2 separate regions of the Homo sapiens genome follow, and region 2 is linked to region 1. Evidence: chromatin loops called from intact Hi-C (ENCODE). Cell type or tissue: K562. All regions are shown on one strand.

The links. Peaks named below come from ENCODE experiments on the same cell type or tissue, not always from the same donor. Only the 100,000 strongest peaks of a DNase experiment are listed, where the experiment ranks them.
Region 2: a loop joins it to region 1, with 2.2 times the contacts of the local background. A loop is called at or near these places in 3 of 110 quality-filtered maps.

The regions. Positions count from the first base shown.
Region 1 is chr21:30,503,682-30,508,681 of GRCh38, forward strand. No RefSeq gene overlaps it. Among named protein-coding and RNA genes, the nearest start is that of KRTAP19-5, 4.0 kb to the left of the region's middle. In K562, a CTCF peak has its summit at 2,133; no DNase peak of the experiment used is centred here.
Region 2 is chr21:30,742,476-30,747,475 of GRCh38, forward strand. KRTAP21-2 (keratin associated protein 21-2) reads right to left here and starts at 4,784. Exons shown (of 1, transcript NM_181617.3): 1 at 4,319-4,784. The coding sequence starts at 4,727. The coding sequence ends at 4,476. It also overlaps the pseudogene KRTAP21-4P. RefSeq lists an enhancer at 1-248. In K562, no CTCF peak of the experiment used is centred here; no DNase peak of the experiment used is centred here.

The DNA.
Region 1 (5,000 bases):
TCAATAACAACTTAATTGTACATTTTAAAATGTCTTGAGTAAAATTAGACTGTTTGTTAACTCAACAGATAAATACTTGAGGGGATGGGTTTTTTAAAATGTACTCCAACTCCTATGGCTTTCTGAAATTTAAAAGGTATCCTAAAATAGAAATTGTCTTCAAAGTTTTCAAAATAAAGGCACCATGGTGAAATGGCACAGAATAGAGAAACATATGTAAAGAAATTTGCCCTGGGCTTCATAGAGTTCCTCAGCTGACTTTGTTGAATTAGTGAAACAGATACAACATTGAGACCACTCTTGATTAATCTCCATGCAGCACCTGTCTCTTGGCTTCGACAACTAAAAATTCATTTAATTTACATGACTTTGAACATGCTGGTGAGTTTTTGTGAGATTTATAAGTATTTTATCAAACATAAATTTCCTAAAAGGAATGCTTCAGTTCTTCTAAGCAACAGACTAGGGAATTAAAAATTGTTTATTGAAGAAATTCTAAGTAAATTGACAGTAACTGCCACAGCAACCACAATCTGTGCACAACCCTGACTACGCCTTAGTGAGCTACCTTTTTAAGACAGAAAAATAGCTCAATAAGTCTTTCCATTTATAGAGTAGGATTTAATCCAATATTTGCTACATTTCTTTTATCCAAATATTGGTTCATTCTTATTTCTCATCTGAACTTGAAACAGTCAATAAGCTGAGTTCTCAGTGAGTCCTTTTGAAGCCATAAAATCACAAATAACTCAAAATCACAAATAACTATATTAAGGATACCACAGTTTGTCCATATAAATCAGCCTGATAATGTAAGAGTGTTTAATAGCTAATTTTTGTTTGGGATGCATAAACAATGCATACATCTGAGATATAAAACCAAACAAGATATAAATGGAAAACCTCAATAGCCAAATAAGAATTAGAATGTTTTAAAGAAATAGACTATGTGATAATTTTCCACAAGACCAATTAATGATCGTAAGCAGTAAATGATTAATACTAAAATAAAATATATAAATCTACATATTTTATATACAAAATATATAGAACAAATATTTTGTCCTTTTTTCGAAGTGAACAAATAGTAAAATGAAAGCATCCATTGTAAAATGAAGACATATATTCATTTGTAGTGATATTGGTTTTATGCTGAAAGAGATTGTTAGACTCAAAGTCGATTAGACCCAAAGTTGATAGAACAATGATGTTTTATATTTTCTCCTTCTTTTCACTTTTAGGAAGTTTACTTTGGAATATATGCTTAATAACTTTATGATAATGGATAAGGAAGAAGAAAATATGTTCTTACTTGGGATAAGTAGTAACTTTTACCTGGAAAGAAAGAAAGCTTTTGTTATAAATTCCAAAGACTTCGTTTAACTCAGACACAAACTAATAATATATAAAAATGTAAGTTACAAAAATATGTTAATATTGAATTATACCAGCAATGCCACAAGTGCTTTTTCTCATTATAATTATACTGATCTTTCTTTTAATTGCAAATTTTTAATACTTTTACTCAGGCTGGGAGGATATTTACCTGTATGAGAATAGAGCAGTTTCATCTGAAATTCAGTTATAGGGTCAAAATTCCTTTAATGAAATTACCAAAATTTATCTACCTTGCCCTCCCCTGTGAAGGTACAGCATCTAAAGAGAGAAATAACAAGATTTGTCTGAGTTGTTTGTTCATATTTCATCTTTACATTGCATAAACAAACCCAAGTATTTCTCATAAAAATAAATAATCTTGAGAATTGAGCTTATTTGTTCTGTTTTTGCCTTCAAGTAAAGCTAAGTTAGCAATTCAGAAATGTATTATATATAACAAAATAAAAGTTAACAAGAAAAATTTTAAAAACAACAGCAACAAAACATAGTTAATCTAAGAGATGAAATTAGTCTCCATATACTCTGCTCCAAAATTGAAACCATCCACAGTATTATTACAAGAACTTTCCAGATGGCATTCAGATTTGGAATTATGCAGTGAAAGAGACTCAGAATGATGGACTAGAGCATTAGGTTCAGGTGAACTGCTTTCTGGTCTTGATTCTGACACTTAGATTTTAACTCTAGGCATCACTTAACTGTTCGGCATTTCCTCACCTGTACTATAGGGGGCAGCACGGTACAATCTGTAATAATCTAACGTTTGGTCCAGCTCTCACTTCTTTTGTCCTTGTATTATTGAATTTCCCCAGGAAGGGGTCCAGTTTCAGTTTCTGCAAATGGCTAGCCAGTTTTCCAAGCATCATTTATTAAATAGGGAATCCTTTCCCCATTGCTTGTTTTTGTCAGGTTTGTTGAAGATCAGATGGTTGTAGATGTGTGGTGTTATTTCTGAGGTCTGGGTTTTGTTCTATTAGTGTGTATATCTGTTTTGGTACCAGTACCATGCTATTTTGGTTGCTGTAGCCTTGTAGTATAGTTTAAAGTCAGGTAGCGTGATGTCTCCAGCTTTGTTCTTTTTGCTTAGGATTGTCTTAGCTATGCAGGCTCATTTCTGGTTCCATATGAAGCTTAAAGTAGTTTTTTCCAATTCTGCTGAGAAAGTCAATGGTAGCTTGATGGGAATAGCATTGAATCTATAAGTTACTTTGGGCAGTATGGCTATTTTCATGATATTGATACTTCCTATCATGAGCATGGAATGTTTTTCCATTTCTTTGTGTCCTCTCTTGTTTCCTTGAGTACTGGTTTGTAGTTTTCCTTGAAGAGGTCCTTCACGTCCCTTGTAAGTTGTAATCCTAGCTATTTTCTTCATTTTGTAGCAGTTGTGAATGGGATTTCATTTACGATTTGGCTCTCTGCTTGTCTGTTGTTGGTGTATAGGAATGCTTGTGATTTTTGCACAATGATTTTCGATCTTGAGACTTTGCTAAAGTTGTTTATCAGCTTAAGGAGTTTTGGGGCTGAGACGATGGGGTTTTCTAAATACAGAATCATGTCATTTGCAAAGAGAGACAATTTGACTTCCTCTATTCCTATTTAAGTAGCCTTTATTTCTTTATCTTGCCTGATTGCCCTGGCCAGAACTTCCAATACTATGTCAAATAGGAGCAGTGAGAGAGGGCATCCTTGTTTTGTGCTGGTTTTCAAAGGGAATTCTTCCAGCTTTTGTCCATTCAGTATGATATTGGCTATGGGTATCTCACAAATAGCTCTTATTATTTTGAGATATGTTCCATCAATACCTAGTTTGTTAAGAGTTTTTAACATGAAGGGATGTTGAATTTTATCGAAGACTTTTTCTACATCTATTGAGATAATCATGTGGTTTTTGTCATTGGTTCTGTTTATGTGACAGATTACGTTTATTGACTTGCATATGGTGAACCAGCCTTGCATCCCATGGATGAAGCCGACTTGATCATGGTGGATAAGCTTTTTGATGTGCTGCTAGATTCAGTTTGCCAGTATTTTGTTGAGGATTTTTGCATCGATGTTCATCAGGGATAATGGCCTGAAATTTTTTTTTTTTGTTATGTCTCTGCCAGGTTTGGTATCGGGATGCTGCTGGCCTCATAAAATGAGTTATGGAGGAGTCTTTCTTTTTCTATTGTTTGGAATAATTTCAGAAGGAATGGAACCAGCTCTTCTCTGTACCTCTTGTAGAATTTGGCTGTGAATCCATCTGGTTCTGGGCTTTTTTTGGTTGGTAGACTATTAATTACTGCCGCAATTTCAGAAGTTGTTATTGGTCTTTTCAGGGATTTAACTTCTTCCTAGTTAAGTTTTGAGAGCATGTGTGTGTATAGGAATATATCCATTTCTTCTAGATTTTTTAGTTTATTTGTGTAGAGGTTTTTATTGTATTCTCTGATTGCAGTTTGTATTTATGTGAGATCAGTGGTGATATCCCCTTTATCATTTTTTATTGTGTCGATTTGATTCTTCTCTCTTTTCTTCTTTATTAGTCTAGCTAGTGGAATATCTAATTTGTTAATTTTTTTTCAAAAAACCAGCTCCTGGATTCATTGATTTTTTTCATGGGATTTTTGTGTCTCTATCTCCTTCAGTTCTGCTCTGATCTTAGTTATTTCTTGTCTTCTGGTAGCTTTTAAATTGGTTTGCTCTTGCTTCTAAGTTATTTGCCTAGCAGGAAACATAGGCAATACCATTCAGGACAGAGACATGGGCAAAAACTTCATGACTAAAACACCAAAAGCAATTGCAACCAAAGCCAAACTTGACAAACGGGGTATAGTTAAACTAAAGAGTTTCCTCACAGCAAAAGAAACTAGAATCAGAGTGAACAGGCAGTGGGAGAAATTTTTTGCAGTCTACCCATCTGACAAATGTCTAATATCCATAATCTACAAGTAACTTAAACAAATTTACGAGAAAAAAACAAACAACCCCATCAAGAAGTGGGCAAAGGATATGAACAGACACTTCTCCAAAGAAGACATTTATGCGGCCAACAAACATATGAAAAAAAGCTCATCATCACTTATCATTAGAGAAATGCGTATAAAAATCATTATGAGATACCACCTCCCACCTGTCAAAATGGCGATTATTAAAAAATCAGGAAACAATAGATGCTGGCGAGAGTGTGGAGAAATAGGAACACTTTCACACTGTTGGTGGGAGTGTAAATTATTTCAACCATTGTGGAGAACAGTGTGGTGATTCCTGAAGGATCTAGAACCAGTAATACCATTTGACCCAGCAACCCCATTACTGGGTGTATACCCAAAGGATTATAAATCATTCTACTATAAAGACACATGCACACGTATGTTTATTGCAGCACTACTTAATAGCAAAGACTTGGAACCAATCCAAATGCCCATCAATGATAGACTGGATGAAGAAAATGTGGTACATATAAACCATAGAATATTATGCAGCCATAAAAAATAATGAGATCATGTCCTTTCCAGCGACATGGATGAAGCCGAAAGCCATTATTCTCAGCAAACTAACACAGGAGCAGAAAACCAAACACTGCATTGTTCTCACTCACAAGTGGGGGTTGAACAATG
Region 2 (5,000 bases), 240 kb after region 1:
GCCATATCCATAGCCATAGCCACAGCCATAGCCATATCCATAACCATAGCCAGAGCCATATCCACAACCATATCCAGAACCACAATCATATCCACAGACAGAACCCCAGGCAGAGCCATATCTGCATATGTCCTCTTAGATCTGCCTTTGCTGCATCCCAACGTTTTGGTATGTTATGCTTTTATTTTCGTTTGTTTCAAGATATCTTTAGTTTTCCTTTCTTTTTATTCTTGACTCATTTGTTGTTTATGATGATGTTGTTTAGTTTTCATATATCTGCACATTTTCCAAAATTCCTTCCATTATTGATTTGTTGATTCAAACCATTGTGGTTGGAAAAGATACTTAATATAATCACAGTCTTCCTAAATATATTAAGACCTGTTTTGAAACACATTTCAAAACAACAAAAGAAAACTTAAATATGTTAAGACTTCTTTTGAAGCATGTTTTCTGTGTTTTGAGCAGAATTGTATTCTGCTGCTGTTGGATGAAATGTCCTATATACGCCTATTAGGTCCATTTGCTCTAAAGTATAGTTCAGATCTAATGGTTACTTACCTATTTTCTATCTGAATAATCTGTTCATTGATGAAAGAATAATAATAATAATAGTATAATAAAATACAATAATAAAATAATAGTAATATTACATTGTAAATGTCTCTTCAACTATATTAATATTTGCTTTACATTTTTAGGTGTTTGACATTGGGTACATATGTGTTTATAATTGTTATGTCTTCTTGATGAGTTAATCCATTTACCATTATATACTGACTTTCTTTTCCTTGTTTTACAGTTTTTTTTAATTCAAAGTCTAATTTATTTGATATATGTATATGGTCTTTTTTTGTTTCAATTTGCATGGAATACCTTTTTCCATCCTTGTTCTTTCAATCTATATGTGTCCTTAAAAGCAACGTGAGTTTCTTGTAGGCAACATTTAGTTGGGTCTTTGTTTATATATATACGGATATATATATATATGAATATATATACGAATATATATATATGAATATATATACGAATATATATACGAATATATATACGAATATATATACGTATATATATACGTATATATACACGAATATATATACGTATATATACGAATATATACGTATATATATACGAATATATACGAACATATATACGAACATATATACGAACATATATATGAACATATATATATGAACGTATATATGAATATATATATATGAACGTATGTATGAATATATATATGAACGTATGTATGAATGTATATATGAATATATATATGAATGTATATATGAATATATATATGAATATATATATGAATATATATATGAGCATTTTCTTGTTTTCTGGGTGTTTTGTAGATCTTTTCTTTCCTCCTCTCTGCTGTCTTCCATTGTAATTAGATAACGTTTTTCTACTGATATATGCATTCCACAGTGAGTACTTCCTGGGATCCCTTCAATAACTGAAATAGATCCCACACATTATTGCAGTAATATCTTACCACTCTAATGAGCGCTTCTGCAAGGGTATTACTAATCTGTTGTCTTTCTTTCTCCTGCTTTGGAAACCATTTTCTGCATGGACTCCCAGAAATCATTTAAAACTTGATCTAACAGTAGGTTAGCCTCAAAACTCATGTGAAACCTTACATTCTTCTTCCTAACTCTATAATAAAATTGAGTATTATTTCTTGGCATTATAGGCCATATCATTCTTATCCAGCTTGCCTACAACTAACATTCAATGATCCTTTACATATACAATCACAGAATTTCAAAGTAGAAGTGAATGATGTGGATAATTTAATTAGGTCCACGTTCAGAGTGCAGAATTACTCAGAATTTTCTAGGGGGTGGAGATACAAATTATTCAATAACTTCAGGATAGGGATGCTAACAAGACAACTTATTCCATCTTCATACTGTGTTAGCCATTTGAAAAGTGTCTTATTTTTTTAAGTCTTCCTGTCTTTAAATTCTATCCATTGGACCTAGTTGTCTTCAGTGAAAAAACAAACCAGAATAAACCTAATTCTGTATCACACATATACCTTCCCTGCAAAACCTTTTAAAAATGCTAAGAAATATAAACATAAATCAAGCATAGTACAAAGTCCAGAGACCAACTCTTGTATATGTGATAAAATCATAGACTAACGATGGTCACCACCAATCAGTTACAAATGGTGAGCTGTTTAGTAGGTGGTGCTGGAGAATCTAGCTTAATATAATGAAAAATGAAACTGGACCACCATATATAGAGGTGGACTCCAGGTGGATTAATGATCAAAGAGTGAAATGTAAAAATTTTCAATTGACAGATGTAGAATATCAATGAAATAAAGATAATATGTATCATCTTTTAAATAACTAAAAAGTCAGAAATTACAGTTTGCAATGTGGTGCAATTATGCACACTATTAACAAAAATAAACAAATGACAGTTTGTGAGATTTTTCCAGTGTCAAAAATAACAAGGGAATTTTATTAGGATTATACAATAAATGCCTACAAATCAATAAGAAAGAGACAGACACTTCTGTTTAGAAAATGAGCAAAGGATGTGGAAGAGAAAACATTAAGGATAACACATATGGAAAGAAAATTGTTCACACCCATTAATAATAAGAGATACATAAATTAAAACAGCAAGATGATATCTTTGTCACTGTGCAAACAAGCAACATTAGCATGTTAGAGTAAACAAATATTGTTACATATGTGAGGACAGATTTTGGGATTGACTTTCATAGAAGCCCATAAGGGTCACGTGTTCATTGCAGCAATGTTGTGCTGAAGAAGAGCTGGGTGTGATTATGTGTGCATCACCGAGATAGCAAAAGGCAAAATCTTGTGTATTAGCCACGTGAAGTATCATATGGCAATGAGAAATAATAGTCTAAATGTACACGTAGTAGCATAAATGAATCATTCACTGCAATTGTGCTGAAAGAAAAGGGGTTTTAAAAAATATATATAATAATACAATTTAAATAGGTTGAAAATATATAGTAGAATGGCCAACTTTTGGGGGATACTGACAAGATGAAAAGGGGTATTGCATATAAAATAATAAATAACAAGGTGTTTATGAATGAGAGATGAGTGTGAGAATGGAAATAAAAGATAAATGTAAGAGAATAAATAAATTACTCTGTTAGACAAAAAAAAATAGAAAAAGGGAAAAGAGCTATGTGTGGACAAACAGTAATATGATATAAATAGGACAGTATATTAAGCTCAAACCTCTACACTTGAAGGAAAAAAATGAGTGAAGTCATAAATTGTACCCCTTCCCAAACTCAAATTGCTGTAGGAACATATGGCCATTTACCTGAGGTTTTGCTTCCTCAGTCTTTTGTCCTTTCCTCTTGATCCCAAAGACCTACATACTTTGGGCACACATGATTGCTGACTAGCAGAACCCCTGAACACCTTTTTGTTCTTTACACACCTTTAGCTAAGAGTGGTCACAGTACACATGTGTACAAACAAGGGCAGTCAAAATTCTTCCAGGAAGAGTGTCCCTTCCCAAATAAGAGGACAAAGTTTTAAAAGACCTGATGCTCTTCATCATTTGTCCTTACTTGTGCAGAATGTTGGTCATACACAGCAACCACTTTAAAACCATGAGTATGAAAGTCACACAGAAAGGGTGGGGAGTGGGAACATAAAAGAGCCCTGATCCTTTCTCACCATCTTGAGCACTTGTAGGAGACTTATCTGCTTAGTCTAAGATTTCTTGTTTTACATATTTCAAAAGCTATTAACATTAAATTAATATTGTTGCCTCTTAATTACCTTGACTTAAGCTCAAACAAGATAGTCATTGCTGAACTAGTGCATTAACCTCATGAGTAGATCCCCTGTCTCATTCTTGGTTCTATTCTAATTCTTTTTTCATGCATATTTTAAAATTTTGAGCTTAATATTTGTGTTCATGTTTAAATAAAAATGTAAAGAGTTAACATACAAGGAATTAAGAAATATGTAAAACACAAGTATTTGGATTCAACCAATAAAATAACGTTGTCTTATTTAAAGTTGTGGTCACACAGCTTTTGAGGAAGCCACAAAACCTCAAATTAAGGAGACATTAAGGAGACCAGACTTCTTAGTGAGTAAGGCCTTTTATTAAGAAAATTCTATTTTTTTTCCATTTTAGTATGCTCCAATTATATAGTCCTCTTGTGTTTCAGCAAATAGTCATGGCACAAAGATTCAGAAAAAGATGTAAGAGCTTACATTAGAAAATTACACTAGAAAATTAATCAGAATAAAATCTCCTCTCTTCAGCGATGTGATGAAACTACTCAGTCTCCATCCACTGCCAACAGCTTCTCTTATATGCATTCAGATAGTCAGGTGACCATAGTCAACCTTTACTTAGATGTGAAGATAATGGGTAGGGGAGATTTCAATTGAACTTGATCTTGGAGAGGTCATTGCAAAGCCAAGGATGACCTGTAGTGATGATTAGTAGCAAGAGGAATAGCATCTTCTGTAGCAAAGTGGTCGGTAGCCACAGCAGCTAGAGCTGTATCCACAGCCATATCCACAGCCAGAGCCGTATCCACAGCCATAGCCACAGCCAGTTCCATAGCCAGAGCCATATCTACAGCCAGAGCCGTATCCACAGCCATAGCCACAACCATATCCACAGCCGGAACTCCAGCCAGAGCCATATCCACAGCCCCCACAGCAGTTTCTGTAGTAGTTGCAACACATGATTTCAGGAGGTTAGATTTCAGTTGAGGTGTAGGAGGATATTTCTGAAGTGTGACTGTCCTCTACTCTTCTAAGACCTTTATATACTTCCAGGGATGCATGGGTCATCCTCACATGGGCTCTATTTGCTCATTTTATAATCATCTGCCTAAAATGAGCTCATTCTGTGTACATCTACTTTCTTTGGAATTCATAATTTGCTTATGACTTCCCTAGGAATATTTTTATGCCTGAAAAGAAAACAAATATACAAGTTCTAAACACACAAGCTTA